Regions from separate parts of the Homo sapiens genome. Here region 2 is linked to region 1. Evidence: chromatin loops called from intact Hi-C (ENCODE). Cell type or tissue: natural killer cell. All regions are shown on one strand.

Region 1 (2,500 bases):
ACCTGAGGTCAGGAGTTTGAGACCAGCCTGACCAACATGGTGAAACCCTGTCTCTACTAAAAATACAAAAATAGCCGGGCGTGGTGGCACATGTCTGTAATCTCAGCTACTTGGGAGGCCTGAGGCAGCGAATTGCTTGAACCTGGGAGGCAGAGGTTGCAGTGAGCCGAGATTGCACCACTGCACTCCAGCCTGGGCTACAGAGCAAGACTCCATCTCAAAAAGTAAGTAAATAAATAAAAATTTAAAAATTAAACAAATAAAAATAAAAACAGTGAAAATTCTTTTTGTACCTCTTGGGGTGCAAATACTAGTTTGAAGACCACTACTTCCTTTTTGAAGGCTTCCCTGACCCCTACATCCGGGGACCACTCTCTGACGTTCCCACTGTTGCTATTGTACTATCTACTTGAAAGCTGCTGGGAGCTGGTTATCTTTTTAGATGAGTATCATGTTTTCCTAACAGGCTATATAGTCTCTTTGAGGATGGGAACCCTATCTTCAGGTTTTTTGTATCCCCTACACCATCAAACACGGACACTCAGAAAGTATTTGAGTTCAGTTTGATGGCAGACACTTTTCTCCGCGTGCTTCATCTCCTCATGTATGAAGTTGGAACAGCAAGGCCTACCCTTACAATTACACTGAGATGAAGGAAATAAGAGCCTCTTCAGCTCACTCCCACTCACCTAACTGGGATCAGCATCCCAATACTCCACTTCTGAGAAACTGGATGGTCCAGCTTTATGTAACAAGGAGCTATTGAAGGCTCTTGACAAGGTCTGTAGCGAGTGGGTCTGGGGCAGACCAGCCTGATATCAGTGACTGCTGGGTGGTTGGGGGGCATGAGAGACAGTGTGTGTTGGGGAAAAACAGCTAAGGACAGAAAGTACCGACAGAAAGTTGCTCCTATGGGCCAGGCACAGTGGCTCATGCCTGTAATCCAGTACTTTCAAAGGCTGAGGGCAGGAAGATTGCTTGAACCCAGGAGTTTGGGACCAGCCTGGGCAACACAGTGAGACCCCCATCTCTACAAAAATTTTATTTTAATTAGCTGGTGGTGGTGGCTAGTACCATTGCACTCCAGCCTGGGTGTTTTTCTTTTTTAAAGAAAGAAAGTTGCTCCTATGATCCACAAATGAGGTGATGGGCATCCACTGGGAGGTGTGTCTGGGAATGGTGAGCCACACTGCACCCTCAGGGAGCAACCCTAGCTGCCTTCCTGAACCTCCAAACCTGGATGCCAGACTGAGATCACAACCCCTGCCCGTCCACTAGCCCAAACCAATAGTTTTCGGCATTCTACCCTGCCCTCTGGTGGCCTCTGGGAGCATTGCAGATACAGCGTTCTAAGGAAGCCCAGAGCTGGTTCTTCCTCAGGGGAGATGGGATGGATGTGGGTAAGGGCAACATGCTCAGATAGCCCAGCCTTTGGGCCTGGCTCTTTGATGGCTGAAGCAAAAGAAGGAAATGGCCAAGCGCGGTGGCTCCGGCCTGTAATCCCAGCACTTTGGGAGGCCAAGGGGATCACAAGGTCAGGAAATCGAGACCATCCTGGCTAAACACAGTGAAACCCCGTCTCTAGTAAAAATACAAAAAAATTAGCCGGGTGTGGTGGCGGGCGCCTGTAGTCCCAGCTACTCGGGAGGCTGAGGCAGGACAATGGCGTGAACCCGGGAGACGGAGCTTGCAGTGAGCCGAGATCCTGCCACTGCACTGCCACTGCACTCCAGCCCTCCAGCCTGGGCGACAGAGTGAGACTCCGTCTCCAAAAAAAAAAAAAAAAAAAAAAAAAAAGAAGAAGAAAACAAAGGAGGGAGAGGAAGGGGTCATACCTATGGGTTGGGCGTAACTGTGCACTTGGCAGTTTTTTTCCCTATAGTTACTGCACAGAGTGAAAACTAGGAATCTTTGACCTGAAGTTGCAAAGTAATAAGCACATGGGCCATAGTATAGTGCACGAAATGGCTTTATATGGTTTGTTGTCGGCATCCAAAATCAGGACTTTTCACATTAAAATCTGAATGTCCAGTTTCTGTTGAAAAATCAAAACATGAAGCCACATGGAGTCCCCACCTTGCTGAGCAGCAGCTGGCAGGGGTTGAGGGGCAACCACTGCCCCCTTCTCCTGTCACCCAGTCACCCAGCCTGCCTCCCTCAGTCTCCTCACTTCCTGCAGAGTGCGAGTTTCCAACTCTTGACTAAGTCCAGCACTTCATGATGGAGAACAGGGTCAAAAAATATCAGGACAGGGCCCAACGCAGTGGTTCATGCCTGTAATCCCAGCACTTTCGGAAGCCGAGTTGGGCGGATCACCTGAGGTCAGGATTTCGGGACCAGCCTGGCCAACATGGCAAAACCCCGTCTCTACTGAAAATACAAAAATCAGCCGGGCATGGTGGCATGCATCTGTAATCCCAGCTATGTATGTATTATATATGTATATTATATAGATTATAGATAACATTTTATATATATATATATATCAGGACGGGGGTCC
Region 2 (2,500 bases), 300 kb before region 1:
TTGTCTAATCTATTATACCAGCCTCATTCTTGTTTTCTGAATGAATGAGTTGAGAGTTTAGGAATAATGGCTCTTGACTAGCATTTACCAAACTATTCCATGGCATAGGTGTTCTCTGAAACACAAATTTGGGAAATACCTTTGGATTAAACAGATCTGTTTACTGTAGAACATCTCAGAGCCCTTAATATGCTAGTGTGGATTATGACTCTCTATGAGGTGGATATAACATGCAGTGTTCTCAAAACTTTGAGCATAAATTAATCCCCCACCCAAACATGCACTACCTATTTACATACTACAGAACTGGTATCATGGTATTTACAGTTTAGGAGTGTTAGTCTAAGTATGCTTGATTTTTCTGTATTCTCATAGGTCAACTCACTGAGAGAGAACCATCTAGGAAGTAGTTTCCTAACTGTGACCTGTGCCTTCCCTTCAGTATCTCCATATTCATTTATCACCCAGTTGAATTGCATTTTCTTTGAAAACTAATGTGGATCTAGTAATTTTTACTTCAACTGAAACTAACTTCCTGTGTGACTTGGACCACATTTTGCCTTTACATGCTGTTCCTTTTTCTTTTCCCCCCAAAATTCAGTAATTTACTTCTGACCTCACATTCTTGGCCTTTCTTTGATAAGTTAAAATACACTAAACCCTCACTATTTTTGGCATAGTGTGATCATTTAGTCCTCTTAAAAAAAGAAAATCGAAAAGGTTTTGTTAGTGGTTGTTTTAAAATCAAGTGCACTACACTGTTAAATGGCTTTAAAAATATGTGCTTTCTCCTGAGCCATGAACTAGTCTTCCTTTTTATCTTCTAAGATTAGTATGGCCAACATGACTAATTTGTGCCAGAAAAAATTCCTCTAGATCCTCAACCCTCCTGAGTAATGGCAGAGGATCAGCCTAGAGAAGGTAGAAGTGATATAGAAAAGGCTATGGGTTCAACTCAGGGTAAAAAGGTAGATGAGAGCCATCTCGTTAAAGCTTCTCCTGTGATTCCCCTGGAAGGAGCCCATGCTGTTTGCCAGCATTTTATCTGCCAGCAGCAGATGTAAGCTCTCAAAAACAGCAGGGAGGATGTTGACTGCAACAATGCATCAAGGCTGTGGTTTGTAACCTCAATAGTAAGGCAGTTAAAACTTTTTTTTTTTAACAAAGACATTTTGATTGCCAAATCCATAACCATTAGCAGCTGTGGTTTGAACAGTTCTCTAGACCTAACAAGTTTTCAAACAAAAAGTTGAGTTGGTGGCTTTTGTTTCTACGTGTCTGTGTTGTGTTTGTGCTATTTATATCCCTGCCTTCAATAGAAAATCTGATTTGTCTGAAATCTCCAAGGTCATTGATTATTCTATTTCTTCTGAACTGAATCCATTCCTTTCCTGCCAGCTTACTGACCCTTTAGTCTATTTGATCTTACAGCTTTTACAATAGCCAAGACCCTATCTTCAAGGAATTATGCTGAAGCAGTTATACTGCTGGGTGCCTGTTTCCAATAATTGACGGCAGTAGACTTGTAGTCTTCCAATAGGGAAGAGAATATTACTTCTTCCTTTTTCTAGAAAAGTATCTTCAGGATCTAGGAGAATTTGCTGGAAGAAAAGTAAGCAATTTTTAAAACTTTAAAAAAAAAAGAGTATCCAAGCAACATAGATCTTCAGGAAGATTCCAAGTATCACTTCGTTTGTGGAAATCATCAGCTTCTATCACCAATGAATTGTCTGTGAGTCTGAGAGATGAGAAATTAGAAAATGAAGGATTTAATAGTCAGTATTCAAACCAGGCACTGGAATTCAAAATGCAGTCCACAAATTCTCTTTTAAAATATGTGAAAATGTCCTGTCTGTTGTACTGAGAAAATCTGCCAATATATAGACCTCAAAATATTCCGATAACAGCCCTCACGATGAGGGCTGTTATCTGAGACTCAACAAGAAGAAAAATTGTTATGTTACTAACAACTAGCTTAACCCTGGACAATTCATTAAAATCACAGCTCACTTGAGTGAGATATAGGGAATGTAGTTTTGGAATTCTCTTGAAGACTGGAACATTGACAGGCTGGGCACGGTGGCTCACGCCTGTAATCCCAGCACTTTGGGAGGCGGAGGCTGGTGGATCATGAGGTCAGGAGTTCAAGACCAGCCTGGCCAACATGGTGAAACCCTGTCTCTACTAAAAATACAAAAAAAAATTAGCTGGGTGTGGTAGTGGGTGCCCGTAATCCCAGCTACTTGGGAGGCTGAGGCAGGAGAATCACTTGAACCCGGGAGGCAGAGGTTGCAGTGAGCAGAGATTGCACCACTGCACTCCAGCCTGGGCAACAGCGTGAGACTCCATCTCAAATTAAAAAAAAAAACAAAACTGGAACATTGACTAGAGTTTCTAGATCAAAACAGACTGTCTTTAGGGTTATTTGCAGTCTGGGTATTAAGTACCCACTTAAATGGTTTCAGAAACCATTTATATTATATATATATATATATTTTTT

The links. A loop is a pair of places that touch in the nucleus more often than their neighbours do. Peaks named below come from ENCODE experiments on the same cell type or tissue, not always from the same donor. Only the 100,000 strongest peaks of a DNase experiment are listed, where the experiment ranks them.
Region 2: a loop joins it to region 1, with 9 times the contacts of the local background. A loop is called at or near these places in 23 of 110 quality-filtered maps.

The regions. Positions count from the first base shown.
Region 1 is chr15:64,727,070-64,729,569 of GRCh38, forward strand. No RefSeq gene overlaps it. Among named protein-coding and RNA genes, the nearest start is that of OAZ2, 25 kb to the left of the region's middle. In natural killer cell, a CTCF peak has its summit at 1,322 (motif pointing left); a DNase peak (open chromatin) is centred at 1,322.
Region 2 is chr15:64,429,354-64,431,853 of GRCh38, forward strand. The region is part of intron 11 of TRIP4 (thyroid hormone receptor interactor 4); the gene reads left to right. Among named protein-coding and RNA genes, the nearest start is that of ZNF609, 30 kb to the right of the region's middle. RefSeq lists enhancers at 661-1,172, 1,173-1,684. In natural killer cell, no CTCF peak of the experiment used is centred here; a DNase peak (open chromatin) is centred at 1,108; H3K27ac peaks cover 1,875 bases.